Linked DNA regions of Homo sapiens: region 2 is linked to region 1. Evidence: chromatin loops called from intact Hi-C (ENCODE). Cell type or tissue: HCT116. All regions are shown on one strand. Each heading gives the region's core, and the rest is flanking DNA. Links, peaks and the distances in the headings are about the cores only.

The links. Peaks named below come from ENCODE experiments on the same cell type or tissue, not always from the same donor. Only the 100,000 strongest peaks of a DNase experiment are listed, where the experiment ranks them.
Region 2: it touches region 1 in a loop (2.5-fold over the local background); 7 of 110 quality-filtered maps call a loop at or near these places.

What each region holds. Positions count from the first base shown.
Region 1 is chr2:179,415,538-179,427,541 of GRCh38, reverse strand. No RefSeq gene overlaps it. Among named protein-coding and RNA genes, the nearest start is that of SESTD1, 160 kb to the right of the region's middle. In HCT116, for the core only: CTCF peaks have their summits at 5,092 and 5,296 (motif pointing left); a DNase peak (open chromatin) is centred at 5,301.
Region 2 is chr2:179,930,168-179,942,171 of GRCh38, reverse strand. LOC124900526 (small nucleolar RNA SNORA43) reads left to right here and starts at 7,634; the gene lies at 7,634-7,771. In HCT116, for the core only: a CTCF peak has its summit at 5,313 (motif pointing right); a DNase peak (open chromatin) is centred at 5,331.

The DNA of each region.
Region 1 (12,004 bases), core at 1,744-9,743:
TTTCCTTAGAGTTTCTGCTTCTCAAGAATTAACTGGAAATAGCTCAGCATCCCTACCCTGTCTCCAGCCCACTTCCCTGGATGCAGGTCTGGTCCTGGACAGAAAGGAGGCCACTGTTCTCAATTCAGTAGCACTGGCCACCAAGTGACACTGCTTTGGCCTCCTGTGTCTGGATTCATTCCAAGGAGAAAGATTTGGTCTCCCCCACTTCACCTCAGGCACTCGTAGGACAGCCACCAGAAGTGGACATCTATGCCCAGCAGAGAGGTGGGACAGTGCACGTGCCATGGAGGTGCCACACATGTGGAACACTTCTGGGAGAACCCACCAAAGCCTGGGGAGCTGGGGACTCACCCAGGCAAGGGCACCTGCACCAAGCCAACCAAATGTGAGTATAATGGTACAGTGATCTCATTTGTACATTATACCTGATAATTACCTCCTTTACATCATTATTTGGGATTTGGTACTGGACAATGTTAGTCTAAGATACAGGGGCATTTCTGGAGTAAAGTTCTTTCAAAACTTCAGTTTATTACAACTAATTATTTTTTTAGCATTTATTTATTTCATATTGTCATGACGGTTAAACACTGAAAGCATCCCTTGAGGCAGACATCTCCGAACACAACTCTGAGAAGGGTGGTGGAGTAAGTGGCTGTGTTTCCAAGGTGAGAATACTGAAGGGCTAGGCATGTAGATAAGTGTGTTGGAGGGGATGGGAGTGGGAGGCAGTCTTGGATAATACATGCAGATGTTCCCCCTGGTCCAGTGGTAGGAAGCTGCACTGACTTGCTGAATCTTAGGAATATATCTGCACCCAAAAGCAGGCTCAGTACTTGAGAGATTGTTGTCTTTTTGCTTCTATATTCATGTATTTACCTCTTCTAGTCTACTGGCATTTTGTTTCTTTCAATGTATTGAACTACCTTATAAAGGTGTTGGCAAAAAACAGAATTACAACAAAATTATTAGAATCTATGCTTTCCATATAATGGTGGGGGATGTTGCAGGGGTGCTGCTATCAATATCTTAAATAGAACAAATTAATATTCAATGACTAAAATAGAACAAATTTAGACTCTACTTTAGGTCACCTGTAAACTTGAGCAAGTCAGTTAACCCGTCCTGTTCCCTTAGACGCAAAATAGGATTTCAGCTAGATTATCTCTAATGTACATTCTGTTGAAAAATATTATTCATGCCTGTAATCCCAGCACTTTGGAAGGCCAAGGTAGGAGGATCACTTGAGCCTAGAAGTTTTGAAACCAGCCTGGGAAACATAGGAAGACTCTGTCTCTACAGAAAATTTTAAAATCAGCCAGTTGAGCATACCTATAGCCCCAGCTGCTCAGGAGGCTGGGGTGGGAGGATCACTTGAGTCTGGGAGGTCAAGGTTGCTGTGAGTCATGATCCTATCACTGCACTCCAGCCTGAGCAACAGAGTAAGACCTTGTCTCAGAAAAAAATAGTACTGTAGATATAACCATGATCATAATACCTTGATTTTGTATGGATCTTTGATACTCACAGAGCACTTTCTTTACTTTAATGTAGCTTATTTAGTGGTTGAGAACATAGGTTCTGGAGGCAGACTGCCTGTCTGGAACTTCTGGTTCCACCACCTACTGTGTGGCCTACAGCAAAGTATTAACCTCTCTGTGCCTTGGTTTCCTCATCTGTAAGTGACAATAATAATTCCTTCCTCATAGGATTGATATGAGGATTAAATGAATTGTCGCATACAATGAGCTTAGAACAATGCATGGTATATCACAACTGCTCAATAAATATAAATGTTAATTGTATTTATTTAAAAACTTAATATGTGAGTTGGTGCTTTCTTTTAATTTTTCATTTGATTTACCTCTTTTGCTTTTTTCTTATACATCTTTTTTACTCCATTTAATCTCTTGTGAAATAATTTAATATGGTCAACAAATTTGAATTTGTGATGGCCAACTTAAGGGCATCCTTTAGTTGTGTGCTGAGATACTGTTTAAAGCTGATACTCATTGAGATGTCATTTGAAACTATTCTTTTCTCCCACTTGTACCAGTCATATGTCTCCAAGTGTCTTAAGTAGTTTATTTTGCTCATAAATAGAATCCATCCAATAGTTCAACTTATTTATGGAACCCACCGACTCTTCCATGAAGGTAAGATGGCTAAGCACCTATAAAGTGACATTTAAGGGTCACTAAGAAGCTGCCTATTTCAAATAGGTCCCACTAACCACCTCATCCTTCTATCGGCATCAGTGTTTCTTTCTCTTCCTATTTTGTCTGAAACAAACACTGTGACTGCTTTGGTGACTAAGGTATAACTTACTGCTTTGGGGCAATAGGGAAGGTACTGCTTCTAGAAAGTACAAGCACTGTACACACAACATTTACTTTTCAAGGCATTTTAATGTGATTATTCTCATATGCACCTTCCAATGCACCTGAAGGACCAGGTAATCTTATCACAATCTACAGATGAGGAAACAGAGAAGCTGAGAGGTGGCCAAAATTACAAACATACTTATTGACTTGCTGAGCAATTAATAAGTGCTCAGCTTGGTCTTCTTTGGGGGCTTAAAATAGAAGACCTACATTTAGAGGAGTTTACAATTTAACTTTCTTTTTTTCCCTTGGAGGTTAGGAATTGTGTTTAAAATTTCTAGATTTCTAGATTAGCTGTTGCCTTGAAAAACAGAGAGAACCTACGACAGAGAACAAGAAACCAAAAACAGCTGAGTTTCAGAAAGAAAGTGAAATGGAAGAAGATACCAGTACATGATTCAAATGATCGAAACAGCCAACAGTGATGGTCTTTAGTAATGCAGAACTAAGATGAAAAAGCAGCTGAGGAAAAATGGGCCCTGAATGCAGGGTTAGATTCCCGATAATTCACTGAAAATAAGTAAAACCAACAGTGGTCAGTTTGTCCTGGGACCAGCCCTAGATCTCACACAGCCCATGATATTATAAAGACAAGGATCTCTAGATGCTGAATTACACATAGCAACTGGAACTTCCTCATTCTGAGTGGAGGATCAGATGAGGGCGTATTCATCATCAGGAAAACTGCTCCCTGATATTGTCATAAAGTCGTGTGAGATTTTATTTATTTATTTTTTACAGTTTCAGGGCTGCAAAAGCTATGAAGACATTTTAGTTCCACTCTCTTTCAAAAATTAGCAATTTATATTGCACCCTTATTTACCATTTGATTTATTTTCTCTGGCTTTCCTGCCTCATCTCGCTCCAGATCCTCTTGAGCACCTGCTTCACATCACACATTATTTCTCAAGAATATCTTGTTTAGTGCATGTCCTGCCTAGCAGTCATTTCCCCTAATTACTAATGCTGGTAATCAGCACCTGGCCATCACCTGAGACTTCCATCTCCCCATCTGTGTAGTGTAGGTATGCCTAGGCCACCACTGGCTACATTGGGTATGTGATCCAAGTTCATGCTGCTAAACTGGAGCTTGAGAAATGGAGAGAATTAGGGATCCTTCATTGGGCAGTGGTGTCCTGAAAGCATTTCCCACTAGTTGTTGTCTCTAGATCCCTGAAACTGTCCTTCCCAAGACCCAGCCTCTCATCTTTTCTTAGATTCTGTAAGTAGTTCTGTCTTCTCCTACCAATAAATTCCCATTTCCCTTTGTGCTAGCCAGGATCAATTTCTATAGCTTACATCCAAGAATTCATAACTGATACAGTGCTTCAGACACATCAGAGCAAAAAAAAATTGCTTTCCCTGTAACCATTAAGCTTTAATATGTTTAAAAATCCAAGACCTTTTGCTATGTTGAGAGACAATATGTCATATAATGAGTAAGAAGCATGCGCCCTTCCTGGTTTGAATCCAAGTTTCATCCCTCACTGTCAGTTGAGGGCACATAACCTCTCTGGTCCTCAGTTTTTCCCTCTGATAATAATAGTTTCTACCTCATTGAAGTCTTAAAGGTCTAAATGATCTAATAGGATCTTTGTATGTATTTAGTACAGCTAGTACAGAATCTAGGACTTAATAAGCTCTCAATAAGAGCATCCATTATATTTCTTGCTCTCCATATCCAGTAAGTTCATATTAAATCAGGATGAATAGGCTAAGCGTTCAGAATTTGAATAATTTCCTTTCAAGCCACTACACCAACATATTGTGTGATTTCTGTGTTGCCTCCATCTTTTTGCTATAAAATGAAGTAGAACAGATGGATTGTGAGATAATGAGTGTATAAAGCACTATGAAATCCTTAGATAAAAGGGGCCCCTGAGCATCATTATCACATGACAAGAAATCGACTGTTACTTTAGGTCAGGTTTTATATTTTTAATATATTTTAAACGCATTTCTGGGTCAACATGTGAGATGAGGAAAACAAGTGGTGTTTGAACAGAAGCTCATGAACAGTGGTATAATTACTTCCTGACCTGCACTGCCTTACTGTAGTCAACTGACTGCACAAAGAGTTTGAAAAACAAAAATCCTAATTTTTCTGAGGTTTACAATTTTTGGGACCTAGTTCTGATAAATAAGGCCATGCCAAGTCTACTTCTGTGACTTGGATAGGCTCAAGCACTTGTAAGTAAATCATAGAACATTCAGCTATTCATTTTTTAATAAACATCAAGCCAGAATCAGTATCCTTTCTCAATAGAGCTGTTTTTAGAGTATCTCAAAATTCCTTGATACTTCCAAGGACACCAACATCATCTAATTTGTGAATTGCAAAGATTATCTCCCTTTCAGTCATTACGGGGAATATAATAAAAATAACCATAATTATGCCCAATGAATGATAGACAATTCCATGGGTAGCATGGTTTGGAATTGAACCTGGATTTTAGTTGTCTCTGGCACTCATTAGCTATGTGACTTTGACAAATTACTTACATTATTTTTTTTAGTTAAACAAGATAACACATAATTTATAAGCTACTGTGTGAAAAACATCTAACCCAATATCTAGCACATAATACATATTTCTTCTCCTTAGGGCCCTGAGATAAAAGATTCTATAACCTTGGTGCAATCCTAGAGCCCTCAGGTTTTCAGGTTATTCTCTTGAGGGTTAAACTGAGTTTATAAGAACATAGGAGAGTGGTAATTTTCCTATCTGCTCCTGAGATCTCCAACGGAATTAACAGGAACTCCTGAAACTGTTTTCTTTCTCAAATTACCCACATAGGAAGTCTATATAGTAATGAGAAATAATGGGACTGAAAACGGGACCCAGGTAAACTTCTATTCCTAAATCTGCTATCAACATCTGCCGGCCAGGACGCAAGCAAACTCACAGCTTTCTGGTGCCCCCTGGAGGCTACCAACACTGTGCCTCATAATGCAAGGAACTTGTCTCTAAGGGCAAAAAAGGGAAATTCGGTCTCACTCCTACACATGTTAAAGTAAAAAAAAATAAAAAATAAAAAAATATAAAAAAATAGGAAACTTCACTACACTAAGCATTTGAAATATATTGACATTTGTAATTTTTACTACAGTCTATAAGATTGTTAAAATTATCATACCCATTTCTAGATGAAGAAGGCCAAAACCCAGAGAGGTTTACTAAGTTCACAGTGTCCCACAGTTAAATGAGTAATAGAGCTAGAATTCAAACCCAAATAGCCTGATCTAAAGCTAGACATATTAGCCATTATTTTATACCTTTAATATGGACATAGTAACCATTACTTTATAACCTTATACTTTTTACGTAGTCTTTGGATACTTTGGTTTGTATCTAAAGACTAAGTGCTAATACCTTGGAAAGTCACAAAAATATAAGGATTGGCCTATGCTTTTTACCAAAGTGTTAAACGTGTTGAAATTTCTCAGCATATTCCATGTATATAATAAATTAGGTACTAATTTTTGTTTCTTTTATTTCTGGCATATCATGTTCTGTGTATTTTTTCCCATAAAAACTAAGTAAAACAAAACAAAACAAAAAATTTTCTCAAGCTTTTGTCGTCTGATACTAAATTCATTTTTATTTTCTCATATAGAGTAGTTATCTTTATTTCTATGCTCATTAACATTCTATGTCTGAATCCTTTAGAAGAAATAATAACAAATATTGCAGACAAGGTCATAAAAATGATATTCCAGAGAAAGGCAAATCAAAACCACAATGAGACATCACTTCAAATGCGTCAGCATGGCTACTATTAAAAAAAGAGAAAATAACAAGTGTTGGTGAGGATGTGGAGAAATCGGAATCCTTATGCACTGCAGGTGGGATGTAAAGTGACATACCTGCTATGAAAAACAATTTGTCAGTTCCTCAAAAATTAAAAAATAGAAATACCATATGATCTAGCAACTCCACTTCTGGGTATATATATCCAAAAGAATTGAAAACAGGAACACAAACATATATGTATACCCATATGCATAGCAACATTATTCACAATAGCCAAAAGGTGAAAGCAACCCATATCCTTTGATGGGTGAATGGATAAACAAAATGTGGTTTATGTATACAAATGTATACACACATACATACACACACTGAAATATTATTAAGCCTTGCAAATTAAGGAAATTCTAACACATGCTACAACATGCATAAACCCTTAAAGACATTATGCTAAGTGAAATAAGCCAGTCACAAAAAGACAAATACTGTATGATTCTTCAAGTAAGGGTACTTGGAGTACTCAAATTCATACAGAAAGTAGAATGTTAGTTGCCCAGGGTTGGGCACAGAGAAAAATGGAGAATTATTGTATAATGGATACAGAGTTTCAATTGTATAAGATGAAAAATTCTGGAGAGGGATGGTGATGATGGCTGTACAACAATGTCATTGTATTTAATGCCTTTGAACTATACATTTAAAAATAGAATGGTAAATTTTATGTTATATATTTTACCATAATATTTTAAAATAAATTAATTAAGAAGACTGTTTTTTATCTTTTAAGTTCAGGGGTACATGTGCAGGTTTGTTTTATAGGTAAACTTGTATCCTGGGGGTTTGTTGTACAGATTATTTCATCACCCATGTATTTAGCCTACTACCCTTAGTTTTTTTCCTGATCCTCTCCCTCCTCCCACCCTCCACCCGCTGATAGAACCCAGTGTCTGTTGTTCCCCTTTGTGTCTATGTGCCCTCATCATTTAGCTCCCACTTATAAGCAAGAACATGGGTAATTTGGTTTCCTGTTTCTACATTAGTTTGTTAAGGATAATAGCCTCCAGCTTCAGCCATGTCCCTGCAAAGGACATGGTCTTTCTTTTTTATGGCTGCAGAGTATTCCATAGTATATATGTACCACATTTTCTTTACCCAGTCTATCATTGATGGACATTTAAGTTGATTCCATGTCTTTGCTATTGTGAATAGTGCTGCAGTGGGCATATGTGTTCATGTGTCTTTACAACAGAACAAATTATATTCCTTTGGGTATATACCTAGTAATGGGATTGCTGGGTCAAATGGTATTTCTGTCTTTAGGTCTTTGAGGTCATTGCCACACTGTCTTCCACATTGGCTTAACTAATTTACACTCCCACTAACAGTGTATAAGCGTTCCTTTTTCTCCACAACCTCACCAGCACCAGTTATTTTTTGACTTTTTAATAATAGCCACTCTGACCCTTAGATAGTATCTCATTGTGGTTTTGATTTGCATTTCTCTAATGATCAGTGATGTTGAGCTTTTTTTCATTGATTGTTGGCTGCATGTGTGTTTTCTTTTGAAAAGTGTCTGTTCATGTTCTTTGCCTACTTTTTCAGGGAGTTGTTTATTTTTTTCTTGTAAATTTGTTTGAGTTTCTTATAGATGCTGGATATTAGACCCTTGTCTGATATATAGTTTGCAAAAATTGTCTGCTATTCTGCAAGTTGCCTGTTTACTCTGTTGATACCTTCTTTTGCTGTGCAGAAGTTCTTAAGTTTAATTAGATCCCATTTGTCAATTTTTGTTTTGTTGCAATTGCTTTTGGCATCTTCGTCATGAGATCTTTGCCCATGCCTATGTCCTGAATGGTATTTCCTAAGTTATCTTCCAGGGTTTGTATGGTTTTGGGTTTTACATTTAAGTCTTTAATCCATCTTGAGTTAATTTTTGTACATGGTATAAGGAAGGGGTCAAGTTTAAATCTTCTGCATATGGCTAGCCAGTTATCCCAGCACCATTTATTGAACAGGGAATCCTTTCACCGTTGCTTGTTTTTGTCAGGTTTGTTGAAGATCAAATAGTTGCAGCATGTGGTGTTATTTCTGGGTTTTCTATTAACTGTAGTTAATACCACAATGGGCAATAGATCTCTTGAACTTATTCCTCCTACCTAACTGAAATTTTGTGTCCTTTGACAAACAGCTCCCCAGTACCCCTCCCCTCCAGCGTAAAAATGTTCACAATAACATTTTTAGGTAATCACCATTTTACTCTCTGTTTCAATGAGTTAGACTTTTTAATACTCTACATGTAAGTAAGTATTCAGCTTTCTGCATCCAGCTTATTTCAATCAACCTAATATCCTCCTAATTCATCCATGTTGTCACAAATGACAGGATTTTCTTCTTTTTAAAGGCTGAATAGTATTCCATTGTGCATATATACCACATTTTCTTATCCATTCACCTATTAATAAACACTTAGGTTGATACCATATTTTGCCTATTGTGACTAATCCTGCAATAAACATGGGAGTGCAGATATCACTTCAATATACTGATTTCATATTCTTTGAACATATACCCAGCAATGAGATTGTTAGATAATATGGTAGCTCTATTTTTAATTTTTAAAGGAACCTTCATACTATTTTCTGTAACGGCTGTGCTACTTTATATTCCCACCAACAGTATGCAAGTGTTCCCTTTTCTCCACATCCTTACCAATACTTTCTATCTTTTGTCTTTTATGTTTGTTTGTTTTCAAGAGACAAGGTCTCATTCCATGGCCCAGGTTGGAGTACAGTGGCATGATTATGGCTCACTGCAGCCTTGAACTCCTAGGCCCAAGCAATCCTCCTGCCTCAGCCTCCCAAGTAGCTAGGACTACAGGCACATGCCACGATGCCTAGGTAATTCTTTTGTCTTTTTGATAATAACCATTCTAACAGGTATGATGTAATATCTCATTGTTTTAATTTGCATTTCCCTGATGATTAGTAATGTTGAGCATTTTTTTCATATACTTGTTGGTCTTTCATATGTCTTTCTTTGAGAAATTTCTATTCAGGTGCTTAGCCCATTTTTTAATTGGATTTTTCATTTTCTTGCTATTGATCTGTTTGAGTTCCTTATATATTTTGGATATTAACCCCTTAACGGATTTATCGTTTACAAATATTTTTTCCCATTCTGTAAGTTCTCTCTTCACTCTGTTGATTGTTTCCTTTGCTGCACAGAAGATTTTTTGGTTTGATGCAACCCCCAACAGTCTATTTTTGCTTTTGTTATCTGTGCAAACATGTTACATGTTAGGGATCATATCCAAAAAAAATCTGTCTAGACCAAGGTCATGGAGCTTTTCCCCTATGTTTACTTCTAATAGCTTTACAGTTTCAGGTCTTACATTTAAATCCTTAATCTGTTTTGAGCTGATTTTTGCATATGGTGTGAGATAAGGATCTAGTTTCATTCTTCTGCATGTGGATATCTAGTTTTCCTCGGACTGTTTATTGAATAAACTGTTCTTTCCCCATTGTGTGTTCTTGGCATCTTTGTCAAAAATCAATTGACCATAAATGCATGGATTTATTTCTAGGCTCTCTATTCAGTTCCATTAATCTGTGTCTGCTTTTATGTCAGTACCATGCTGTGTTAATTATTATAACTTTAATTATCTATTTTTGTGAAACACAATCTTATGGTTTAAAACCACATGATTTGTTATTTCTTATGATCCTGTGAGTCAAGAATTTGCATGGCTCACCTGGCTTGTTCTGCATGACATGATGTCAGCTACTGAACCTGCATTTATCTGGAATCTGGACTGGGGCTGACATCTGAGATGCTCTTCCACCCCTAGCATTTCTCTCCTTGTAGCCACTAATCATTTATTAGTCCAGCCTATACTTCCTTATAGCATGGTGGCAGGGATCCAAAGGAAAAAAAAGCGGAGGTTGCCAGAACTCTTAAGAACTTGTCTTAGAAGTCCTAGAATATTATTATTTTCAGCACATCTTATTTGTAAGACTCAAGGGGAGAAAAAGTAGACTCAGCTTCTTGATGTGAGGGGCAACATACAAGAGTGGGGGAATTGCCAGCAGCTATATTTGGAGATTTTCTACCACAATAACATTTTTAGGAGATTATTTTATTTAAATTTTTTTTATTATTTTAGATTCAGGGAATACTTGTACAGATTTGTTACATGGGTATATTGTATGATGCTGAGGTTTGAGCTCCTAATGATCCCATTGCCCAAGCAATGAACATGATACCTGATAGATAGTTTTTCAAGCCTTTTCTCCCTCTCTCCTTTCCCCCTTCTGGGATCCCTGGTGTCTATTGTTTTTACCTTTGTGTTCATGTGTACCCAATGTTTAGCTCCCACTTAGAAGTGAAAATATGTAGTATTTAGTCTTCTGTTTCTGCATCAATTTACTCAGAATAACTGCCTCCAGCTGCATCGATGCTGCTGCAAAGTACATGACTTTGTTCTTTTTTATGGCTGCATAGTATTTCATGGTGTCATATGTACCACATTTTCTTTATCCATTTCATCATTGATGGACACCTGGGTTGATTCCATGTCTTTGCTATTATGAATAGTGCTGTGATAAATATGCAAATACATGTGTCTTTTTGGTAGAACAATTTATTATCTTTGGGTATATACCCAGTAATGGGATTGCTGAGTCAAATGGTAATTCTCTTTTTATTTCCTTGAGAAATCTCCAAACTATTTTCCACAGGGGCTGAACTAATTTACATTCCCACCAACAGTGTATAAGTGTTCTCTTTTCTCTGCAACATTGCTAACACCCGTTATCATTATTATTATTTTTTTTTACTTTTTAATATAAGCCATTCTAACTTGTGTGAGGTAGTATCTCATTGTGGCTTTTATTTGTATCTCTCTCATGATTAGTGATGGTCTCTATTTTTTTCATATTTCTTGGCCACTTATATGTCTGCTTTTGAAAAATATCTGTTCATGTCCTTTGCCCACTTTTTAATAGGGTTGTTTGTTTCTTGTTGATTTGTTTAAGTTCCTTATAGATTCTTGATATTAGGCTTTTTTTTTTTTTTTTTTTTGAGACTGAATCTCACTCTGTCACCCAGGCTGGAGTGTAGTGGAGCTATCTTGGCTCACTGCAACCTCCGCCTCCCAGGTTCGAGCAATTCGCCTGCTTTAGCCTCCTGAGCAGCTGGTATTACAGGCGGGCGCCACCACACCTGGCTAATTCTTTTGTATTTTGAGTAGAAATGGGGTTTCACCATGTTGGCCAGGCTGGTCTCAAATTCCTGAACTCAGGTGATCCTCCTGCCTCGGCCTCTCTAAGTGCTGGGATCACAGGCATGAGCCACCATGCCCAGCCTTGGATATTAGACTTTGTGGGGTGCATACTTCGTAAATATTTTTTTTCCGATTCTGTAGGTTGTCTGTCTATGCTATTGATAATTTCATTTGCTGTGCAGAAGCTCTTTAGTTTAATTAGATCCCAATTTTCAATTTTTGTTTTTGTTGCATTTGCTTTTGAGGACTTAGTCAAAAATTTTTTGCCTAGGCCAGTGTCTAGAAGAGTATTTCCTACTTCCTACTTTTTTCTAGAATTTTTACAGTTTTAGGTTTTATATTTAAATCTTTATTCCAGCTCGGGTTAATTTTTTTTTATACAGTGATAGGTAGAGGTCCAGTTTCATTCTTCTGCATACAGTTAGCTGGTTTTCCCACCACCATTTATTGAATAGAATATCCTTTCCCCATTGTTTATTTTTGTCAACTTTGTCAAAGATCAGTTGGTTGTAGGAATGCAGCTTTATTTCAGTGATCTCGACTCTGTTCCATTGTTTTATGTGTCTATTTTTGTGCCAGTGCCAT
Region 2 (12,004 bases), core at 444-8,443, 520 kb before region 1:
ATACAGCAAAGATGTGGAAGAAAATTCAGGCTCATCAACTGGTTCATTGATTGCTTCATTCCATCTGTAATGCCATTTATAGTTGAAAAAAACCAGAATCGTGTTAAAGTAGCACAGCAAAATGAATTGATTGTTTTGGAGTTAAGGTGTGACAGAGTAATTATCCATCACTTCTATCATAGTACCTGTTTCCCAGATGTACGTATCCTGTTAGCTCAAGCAACCTACTTCCTGTGTCTTATACCACTACTTCACATTTCTCAAATGTATTATCAGAAACAAAGGTTTTGGCTATCCCAGATAGTTATGAGTGAGGTTTTTATTCTTGACTTGCTTTGTTTACACCATTTTGATTTTGACTTAACTGACGTGTAATCCCCCCCCCCAAAAAATTCATAGATTAGCAGATTAAAGTCTTCCCCATAGATTTTTTTAGAATCCTGATGCCTTTGTTTTCCAATCCAATTCTCACTTCTTCCAATATAGTCAAATGTCTTTTCTGTCTGATCTTTCAAGTTCTTTCATTCTGTTCTGTGTATATTCCACGGAATATTTATTCAGCCAAGCAAACTTTAACACCCACTGATACTTTAGGAGAGAGCTCAGAGTGCCCAATGTGACATCTTGGAAACCTGTTCCCTTAACATGGACATTTTCACATTACACACTTTGAAACACTCATTGAAACATCTCCAAATGGTGTTCCTGGCTCTCATTGTGATGTCTTGTGTCCCCTCAACCTTGAATATGCTCTACAACTTCCATTTATACTCACCCACATATTACTAAACCTCATTAAAAACCTCTGAGTCTGTTGCATATCTCCAATTAGAACTTCAGTTTCTTGAAGTTGGTTAATTGCATCTATGCATTTTATGTTTACTAGACATAAAAATGAAGACAAGTCTCTACCACTCCCACCTTCCCCTCCCGCCACCCAAAGTTCATGATTTATGGCAAGAAACTAAGCTATTGAGTTCATCTCAGATCATCTTAGGCACAGGTAAGAGGCAATGAGATAACAACCCAAAGTCACACAGAGGTGTGCATGTCCGTGTATTTACTGCGGAAAAGAGCACAAGTTCCTGTGGCTGAAATGGAGGTATCTGCTTTTAGGAAAAGACTCAGATTTCATATAGGGTAACTTAGTACCATTTAATTTGAATACTATTTGGCAACTGCAAATTAAGTCTGACTGGATTTTTAATCTTACCATTACCCCTTTCTGGCTGTTGACATTTAGGCAGGTCTTTGAACCTCTTAGTTTTTTACCTGTACAATGGTACAATTATAGCACCTCCCTCAAATGGTGGGTGATCTCTGTGGCATACTTAGTGCCTGCAACTAAGTGCTCAGTGTGCTATTATTGCTGTTACTGGTTTTATTCTTAACCATTTTCATTAAAGCTGACATAATACCATTAGACCAGGAATTGCAAACTCTAATACCTACAGGGGCCAGGTGAAAATCACAAATGAGACAAATTGGGTAGTGAACTGGAGTCATTTAAAGGCAGCACCATTTACTCAGCTTCATCCAATTCTGCCTGTTAAAATGAAGACAAGGTTGACCATCTCCCTGGTATTTGAAAGAATTAAATAATCCGAATTTTTATGGAGCTTCTGATTTTTAAATGTTGACTATTAAATAGGCCAGAATTAAGCTGTCCAAACAAAATGATCTACAGGCAAACTAACTTTACAGTAGCTAATTTGTGACTCCACTCTAGACCCTCAAAAACTATTACTTAATTTTGGAATGGCACTGTTAGACATAGAAGGTCATTTTTTGGTTTCTGCTCCTCATAGAGTGGGAAGATAAGGTCCTTCATCTTTCTTGAAACACCTTTTACTTTGCTAACCTCAGTAATCCCCGCTAGCTAAATTGCTCTAAAACTTTTGTCAAGTTTTAGTTCTGCATTTCATTGGCCTACTCCCTCCTTGTAATCCAGGGATGTAAAATACAATTCGTTTTTCCTAAAATCTGCATATTTTCTAATCTCCTGCAATTGGTTCCACCAATCTCCCATCACCTGAGTTTTCATTGCTAGTCTATATCCAAATCACCAAATTGCTTTGGAAAACTTTGGCATGCACCCCTATCTTCCCACACAAACTGCTGTCACCATAGTTCTGGCCCTTTTTACTTTTTCTTTTCTGTTTCAACTGTTAGACAATAGTTTATTGTTTATCTCTGCTGTGTGTCATATACTATGCTAGTTGCTGAGGATATAGCCATGAGCAACGGGGACCTCTTCTCAGTTGAGCCTAAATTATTACAGGAGGAAGCAGAAAATAGTCAAGTTTTTTAAAAAATAAAAACTTATACTTTGAAAAATGTTAGCCATTCAGAAAAGCTGAGAGACCACTTAGGTATCATCTACCTAGATTCAGATTAATCGAAAGCATTATTTTCATCTTGTCACTGCCTTATACATTGAAGCAATGACTCTTCCAGCCCATAGGATAAATGTAAATTTCCACCCTGTTACTTTAGTTTCTTTAAAGTCCAAGTTCAACCTGTGTTTTCTTAATGTTTGCTCTAGGAGCTGCCATCCTTTAAGCAAGACGATGTGACAGGCTTGTCAGTGTCTGATTTTTACAGGAACAACTGTAAGGTAAGAGATATCCCAATTTTACAGCTTGCACGCTGGTGTTTACCCAGCTAAGACATGGCAGAGCCAGGACTGCATCAGCCACGTGATCCCGCTTGACAAATGAAAACGTTTTTTGCTGATTGCCTTGCTGCACAAACACTGCTGGACAGGGCTGGTTATTTACTGTCCTGAAAAGACATTGTTCTTTCTCATCTCTGGATGTCTGCCTCCAGTGTACCCTCCACTTGAAATATCCTTTTCTGTTTGCCTATCCAAATCTTTCAAAATTCAGCACATCTTCCTTGCTACTCTCATAAAAGTAAGCAATTCAAGCCCCATGTGTTAAAAGACCCTGTAATCAGTACTTAATGCATTGTGTATTGAGATCATTTTTATCATTTATCCTTTTTTTAAAATTTCAGCTTTTATTTTATTTTATTTTATTTTTTTCGAGACAGAGTCTCACTCTGTCGCCCAAGCTGGAGTGCAGCGGTGTGATCTTGGCTCACTGCAACCTCCGCCTCCCAGGTTCAGGTGGTTCTCCTGCCTCAGCCTCCCAAGCAGCTGAGATTACAGGCATCTGCCACCATGTCTGGCTAATTTTTGTATTTTTAGTAGAGATGGGGTTTCACCACGTTGGCGAGGCTGGTCTCAAACTCCCGACCTCATGATCTGCCTGCCTCGGCCTCCCAAACTGCTGGGATTACAGGCGTGAGCCACCCTGACTGGCCTCAGCTTTTATTTTAGATATGGGGATACACGTGTAGGACTGTTACATGGGTATGTGAGACCCAGGTAATGAGCTAGTACCCAATAGGTAGTTTTTCGACTTATGCTGCCATCCCCATCCCCTCCCTCCCCTCTCTAGTAGTCTGTGGTGTCTATTGTTCCAATGTTTATGTCCATATTAGCTCCCACTTACGACCGAGAAATGTGGTATTTGGTTTCTGTTCCTGTTATCTGCTTAGGATAATGGCCACTGGCTGCATCCATGTTGCGACAAAGGACATAATTTCATTTTTTATGGCTGTGTAATATTCCATGGTGTGTGTGTATCATGTTTGTTTTATCCAATCCACCATTGATGGACACCTAGGTTGATTCCACATCTTTGCTGTTGTGAATAGCATGGTGATGATGATATGAGTGTGTGTGTCTTTTTGGTATAATAATCTACATTATTTTGGGCATATATACCCAGTCATGGGATTGCTGGGCCAAATGATAGCTCTGTTTTATGTTCTCTGAGAAATCTCCAAACTGCTTTCCACAGTGGCTGAAGTAATTTACGTTCCCACCAACAGTGTGTAAGTGTTCTGTTTTCTCAGCCTCGTCAGCACCTGTTGTTTTTTTTTTACTTTTAATAATAGCCATTCTAACTGGTATGACATGGTATCTCATTGTGGTTTTGATTTGCATTTCTCTGATGATTGTGATATGGAGCATTTTTTTCATGTTTGTTGGTCACTTGAATGTCTCCTTTTGAGAAGTACCTGTCCATGTCTTTTGCCCATTTTTTAATGGGGTTATTTATATTTTGCTTGTTGATTTGTTTAAATTCCTTATAGATTCTGGATATTAGACCTCTGTCAGATGCATAATTTGTGAATATTTTCTCCCATTCTATAGGTTATCTGTTTACTCTGTTGATGATTTATTTTGTTCAATAAATGGTGCTGGGATAACTGGCTAGCCATATTCAGAGGAATGAAACTAGACTCTTACTTTTTACAAACTTTTTTACAAAAATTTTGCAAAAATTACCTAAAGATGGATTAAAGATTTAAGTGTAAGACCTCAATTTATAAACGTCCTAGAAGAAAAGCTAGGAAACACCCTTATCATTTATCTTACCCCCTCAAGCAGATTATACAATCATTGGGGGCAGGGGTTTTGTCTTAAACATTGCCTTTCCCTCTGCATCTTGCCATAGGCCAGAGTTTCTTAACCTCAGCACTGTTGACATTTTGCACCAGTTGATTATTTGTTGTATGGGGCTATCCTATGCAACATGGGATATTCAGCAGTGATCCTGGCATTACCTGCTAGATGCCAAGAGTACAAATCTCCCAGTCCTGTAGTACATCTCCAGATACTGCCAATTATGCCCTGGGAGGAAAGATTGTCCCAGTTCATTACCATTGTCATAGACCTAACATTTAGGAATTACTCCAGTGGATGGCAATGATGGTGCTTGTCCTACACAGCATCACTTTTGTATACTCAAATAAAGCTCTGTAGACTTATATTGCCCTCTTGTTTTTGTGAGGACAAAATTTGTTTTAAATGAGGAACTCATTTAATAGAGTGGTGTACAGCAATGTTCCAACTGTTTTTATTTGTCAAGATACTTTGATATTCTAGGGAAATAAGTAGGTTTTCTGCAAATATAAGCATTATTATTTGCCTGTTAATATGATTGTCCCATACAGGTTCTGGTTTCTTACTGTAGCTGTAACCAACTTTTATCTGAGGGACAACTAGCTGTGACTATTGAATTATTTTAATGCTATGTTAGAGAATTAGATAATTAGGTTATCTAATACCTGAATACCTTCATTTTGTTATGTCTGTATTTTTTAATGTTTTAATAGACTTAATTTTTTAAAGCAATTTTAGGTTCACAGCAATATTGAGCAAAAGGTACAGAGATTTCCCAGGTACGCTTTGCTCCTTACGTGTGCATAGCCTCCCCATTATCAACAACCCCCACCAGGGGGTGCATTTGCTACAATTGGCAAACCTACATTGACACATCATCACCCAAAGTCCATAGGTTACCTTGGAAGGTTCACTCTTGCAAGAACCTTAATTTTTTTTTTAACCATCTTTTTATTTGTAAAGACAGGGTTTTGCTATGTTGCCCAGGCTGGTCTCAAACTCCTGGGCTCAAGTGTTCCCCCCGCCTCAGCCTCCCAAGTAGCTAGAACTGCAGGCACATACCACCTCACACAGCTAACACCTTAATTTTTGATCAGACACTTCAGTGACAGTCAAGTGGTTGTTAAAGTGAATTACCTAGTTGTTTTATCAGTAATTTCATGGATTACGATACCTAAAAGATTGAGCAAATGAGATTGAATCAACTGCAAGTCAGCTTCTCTCCTGGTAACAGGAAATCCTGGAATGAGTATCTTTGGTATGAGTTAGGAGTCATTGTGAGTTCCATTCTTTATATAGCACCCTATTTTGTTTAACCATAGATCTTCCCTGCCCTAAAACTATTTTTGTGACTAATATATGTGAAGCCCCTGTGAGAGCTGTACTGAACATTTGCTGCTTTTTTGTCTGAGGATTGTTCCTCTCTCTGATGAAATGATTCTAGTGAACCAGCTAACAAAATAACTTTCTGGCCTGGCCACTCCTAGTACCCCATTCCCCTGGGCACTGTAATTGGTTCAGGAAGGAGCATATGACCTAAGCTGGGCCACAAGGAGTTCTTCTCTCGTAGTTTTTCAATTTGGCCATGAAACACATGGCCATGTCTAAAGGCATAGCAGAGCAGGAAGGGTGTTTATTGCAGCTGGAGCAGTCACTGACCCATAGAAAAAGGTAGGGTGCAGTAGGAGAGGATTAGTGCAGCTCAAAAGGAAGCAGGGCCCAGAGAGAGGAGCAGAATCTGAACAATTTTGTTTGAGTCCCTGAATTGAGTTGTGGCTGAAGTTAGCCTCCCAGTTATATGAGCCAATGAATCCTCTTTCTACTTAAGCTACTTTGGTTTGGATTGGTACCACTTGCACTAAAAGTATCTGTATTAATTCAAGGATTTTCCTGTTGATGGATAGTTTGAATCATTTGGTACAATCAGCTATTCCCACCATCCTATACTTTTGCTTGCATACTTCTGCTTGCAGCTCTTTAACTGTAGATGGAAATAAGTACAGACTCAATAAAGATGCCTATGGAAAAAATACAATAAAGGACCTTTGGGTGTCTCTTAATATTTTATGGAAACATCTAAATGAGAGATTTTTAGATGAGGTTGATTGTTTCACTAGAAATCACTGCTCCATTTTTATAAATTACAGAGAATCTCTCCTTTAACAGCACCCTTCCTGGGCTTTGAAATGCACTGCACAGGTGCAACAATTCAATTCACAAACAAAAATTGGTTTTATATTACCAGTGAGAAGGACTAAGCATAGCTATTTTGGGAGTTGTAATACCTCCTTTAAGCCACAAAGATACTTGAGCACATTACCTTAACAACCAATGTATTCTGGAGATCATTTTAGAATATGAAATACTGAACAGCAGGAACGTTGTGAACATTTTCAATCTTCTTACACAATATAAATGTAGTCTGAAAATCCCATTATACACAAGTACAACAAATACATACAGACCCTTAAAATACAGGAAAGAATGTGAAAAATAAGTATTATCACCATTCCTCAAGTTTCTAGAACAATTTTACTCTTCTCCTTAATATAATTTTTTGTCCAGAAAAGGGAAAGACTAAACTCATGGATAGTTATCCAAAGGAGAGAAGAGAAAATTGTTTGTGGTAAATGAAAGATGCTGCCTACAGTAGCACAAATAATCCCATTCATGGCTACCAGCTTGCTACGCATTGCTTACTTATGCTGCAGGCAACTATTGTTGAAATGACAGGAGGACAGGAAGGCATGAGAAAGGGGCAGACAGCTACTGATGAAAGAGTCATCAACTACTGTAGATACTTCTTGGAGATTGGAAGTTGAATTTTACATTTCTTTATATCCCCAGGTTTAATAAAAAAATTGCTTGTAGGTGTTCAATAAACATTTGATGAATGAATGGGGAACAGTTCAGTTATTTTCCTTGAATCCTAGGCAGGATGATTTGATACACTTTGGATTCTTGAGGTTTTATGAAATTTTAAATGCAAGGCAAACTACTATTTACCCAATTGAAGTCCAAATGTAAGCATTTTATGGTAAACCAGGAGAAAGTAGAAGGCAAAAATGCATTAGCTTAAAACCTAGGACACCAAAATGAAGATCAAATGTATGCATGAAAGTGTGTTAAAGAAAATCATTGCCCTGCCCTGCAGATGCTATCCTGGACTTGCCAGCCCCATAGACACAGTTGCTGTGCTGTGCCTGTACTATTGGAGCAAAGAAAAAGTGGCTATTTCTATGCTCAGTGTTCACAAACCAGTGAGCACTAAGAATGGTTTATAGCCTGACATTTCTTAGAAAAGAAGAAGAAGAAAACTGTTGCATAGTATCAGCTAAATTTGGACATAAATGTTTCCTATGATTCAGTAATTCTTTTTTTTCTTTTTCTTTTTTTTTTTTTTTTTGAGGCACCATCTCGGCTCACTGCAACCTCCACCTCCTGGGTTCAAGCACTTCTCCTTCCTCAGCCTCCTGAGTAGCTGAGATTACAGGCATCTGTCATCACACCTGGCTGATTTTTGTATTTCTTTTAGATACGGGGTTTTACCATGTTGGCCCAGCTGGTCTCAAACTCCTGACCTCATGATCCACCCGCCTCAGCTTCCCAAAGTGCTGGGATTACAGGCGTGAGCCACTGTGCTTGACCTGATTCAGCAATTCTACTCTTAGATATTTATTCAATAAAAATGTGCACACAGGTGCAACAAAAGAAATGCACAACAGCCAAAATTGAAAATAACCCAAACATTCAAATTTGTGTTATATTCATGCAATGGAATATACTATACAGTAATGAAAGTGATAAAACCACAGCTACATGCAATAACATGAATGTGTCTAACAAGCATATATGCTGAATACAGAAGTCAGACAAAGGAATGCACATTATACGATCCCATCTACACGAAGTTGTAAAACAGGCAAAACTAATAGAGTCAGAATAGTGGTTACCTTTGAGAAGGAGAGTGGGGTAATGTTGAAGAAGGGATAAATGTTGGGAAAAAACTACTGGGGTGTCAGTAATATTCTCTTCTCAGACATAAGTGTTGGTTACACAAGTGTATTCATTTTACATTGAATTGTGAATCCTTAGGATTTGTACACCTTCTGTTCAGTAGAAATAGCAAAAGAAGCTATCTAAAAGTCTCCTAGAATAACCTTTGCTTTTGACCTTCTTTTCAACTCAAATACAGCTGAAATTGTTGCCTCATCTTAACTGTAGACAAAGATGCATGAAGTGGGAGATTATAACATGGCCACAAATTTCTCTAATTCCTCTTATCATCAAGAGATATACTCCTTATCATCAAGAGATATACTCCTTATCATCAAGAGATATACTCCTTCACTTCACCCTTGGTACCAAAATAGATACCCAATACCAAATCTGAGTTTTTATCTGAACCATAATTAGAATTTCAACTTTTTTACCCCAGGAATATTTTTTCACACCTCTGTGAGAGGTTTAAATCCAGCATATGACTTAATTTGACCAATGGAACATTAGCAAGTATGATGCATGCAGAAGCTCGAATAGTTCTTGTGCATAGAGGATTGGCCTCTCCTGATGCTGGATATCCTTTCGTCACCAAGAGAATGAGCCCCAGTTAGCTTGCTGGATGATGAGAGATCATGGCCATTTTTCTAACCAACATTGGGCCAACTGCCACACACAGTAGTAAACCCACTTCAGACCAGTCAGCCTGCCAAGTGCCAGAAATGTGAGTGAGCCTTGAGCTGTCTGGCACTGACCAGAAGGACACCCAGCCAACTCTCAGAACTTCAAGAACTAATAAATGTTTGCTCTTTTAAGCCACTAGTTTTAGAGTATTTATTAATAGTTTGCTACACAACAAAAGCTGTCTGATACAAAAAATAATCCCTGAACTTTTTGCACAGCAACTAGTGTAACACCGCATAATGTTATAAACTTAAATTTATTTAATCATGAGAGAGATTTCTTCTTCTGGTCTTTTCTCCTAAGTAGTCAGTTTTGCAACCTAAAACCTCAATATTTAGCTTCACAAATGTTAAATGTTTAAAATGCCTCTTTCATTGTTTTTGTCATTGTCAGTTTTGTTTTGTTTTATATATTAGCCTCTTTGAAGGCTTCAGGAATGACCTTCAGATATGTTAAGGTTTTCCCTGAAAGCCATGGTATTACTGTTTCTATCACCATGGTTTAGAAAATAACCGTCAAAACTTGTTCAGCAGCTGCATGATTTCTTTTTAATGGATACATTTTCTGTCAGAGAAATGTTGAACAAATTGGCTATGGAGGGTTGTGGAATCTCCTATAAGCCTTTGAAAGAAAGAATTCTCTCTTATTTGAGCATGTAAGGCATCTCCTGTTTGTTTGAGCTCTTGGTCCCTACTGACCCTATGGTTTTATTGTATGCCAAAATGCAACATAAAGAAGAAGGCCAAGGCTGGGCACAGTGGCTCACGTCTGTAATCCCACCACTTTGGGAGGCCAAGGCAGGCAGATCACCTGAGGTCAGGAGTTCGAGACCAGCCTGGCCAACATGGTGAAACCCCATCTCTAGTAAAAATACCAAAAATTAGCCAGGCGTAATGGTGGGCACCTGTAATCCCAGCTACTCAGGAGGCTGAGACAGGAGAATCTCGTGAACGCATGACGTGGAGGTGCAGTAAGCTGAGATCATGCCAGCCTGGGCAACAAGAGCAAAACTCTGTCTCCAAAAAAAAAAAAAAAAAAGAAAGAAGAAGAAGAAGAAGAAGAGCATCTCTGCAGTGTAGCAGGACTGCTGTCCTACCAATTAAGAACATTAATTTTTATAATGTTCTTAACTCTAAGAGACTTGTGGTTCATAATCTGGGTTTTTAGGAGAATCCTCTGTATAATCAATCAGCTCTGTTGGCTGTGTCATTGTAGGCGATGCCCCTATCTCTTGGTTACTGTTCATCTGGTGTGTATTACTGATCAGAAGTGTAGGGTGGAGGAGATTCTGGTGAATGGTTAACATACTATATGGACACAATAAAAAACCCAACCTAAGTATATGCTCTACTGATAGAGGCGCAATAGTATCACCTTTAAAAAACAACTAGGAGTAGTGTAGGGAATGCTGCTATCTTGCTTTTCTGTTGGTCTCAAGTACTTTAATCTGAAAAGGGTAAAAACAAGTTTATGTGGTGGATGTTTTGAAATATTAAGTGATACGGTTCTCTTTCTCCTTCCATCTCCCCATTATTTTCTATTACCCAGTACTCCCTTTCTGCTTTTAAGTTATTAGACAGGGGGCCACATTGTGCTCACTGGGAGATGTCCCTATAGAACCAGAGAACAAAGATGTCAAGTCTTGGCTTTTGAGTTTCAAAAGCTGTAGTACAAGAGTAAGTCAGAGATACCTGGAGAAGAATGTTATGAGGCAGAATTCATTTTTATAACTCCAATTTAAGATAAGATTTCTCTAAACTTCAAGGGAGAACAGATGACCCCATATAAATTTGAAGTTGTCAAAGTTAATGCTATGGTTTGGCTGTGTCCCTACCCAAATCTCGAATTGAATTGTATCTCCCAAAATTGCCACATGTTATGCGAGGGACCCAGGGGGAGGTAATTGAATCATGGGGGCCAGTCTTTCCCCTGCTATTCTCGTGATAGTGAATGTGTCTCACCAAGATCTGATGGGTTTATCAGGGGTTTCTGCTTTTGCCTCTTCCTTATTTTTCTCTTGCTGCCACCATGTATGAAGTGTCTTTCACCTCCTGCCATGATTCTGAGGCTTCCCCAACCATGTGGAACTATAAATCCAATTAAACCTCTTTTTATTCCCAATTTTGGGTATGTCTTTATCAGCAGCGTGAAAACAAACTAACACAGTAAATTGATACCAGTAGAGTGGGGCATTGCTGAAAAGATACCTGAAAATGTGGAAGCGACTTTGGAACTGGGTATCACGTAGAGGCTGGAACAGTTTGGAGGGCTCAGAAGAAGTTAGGAAAATGTAAGAAAATTTGAAACTCCCTAGAGACTTGTTGAATGGCTTTGACCAAAAGCCTGATAATGATATGGACAATAAGGTCCAGGCTGAGGTAGTCTCAGATGGAGATAAGGAACTTGTTAGGTACTGGAGCAAAGGTGACTCTTGACTTTTGTTATGTTGTAACAAAGAGACTGGTGGCATTTTACCCCTGCCCTAGAGATCTGTGGAACTTTGAACTTCAGAGAGATGATTTAGGGTATCTGGCGGAAGAAATTTCTAAGCAGCAAAGCATTCAAAAGGTGACTTGGGTGCTGCTAAAGCATTCCATTTTAAAAGGGAAACAGAGCATAAAAGTTCAGAAAATTTGTAGCCTGACGATGCAGTAGAAAAGAAAAACTTAGTTTTTGAGAAGAAATTCAAGCCAGCTCTAGAAATTTGCATAAGTAGCAAGGAGCCTTAACCCCAAGACCATGGGGAAAATGTCTCCAGGCCATGTCAGACAACTTCCCAGAAGCCCCTCCCACACAGGCCCAGAGGCTCAGGAGGAAAAAATGGTTTTGTGGGCCGGGCCTGGG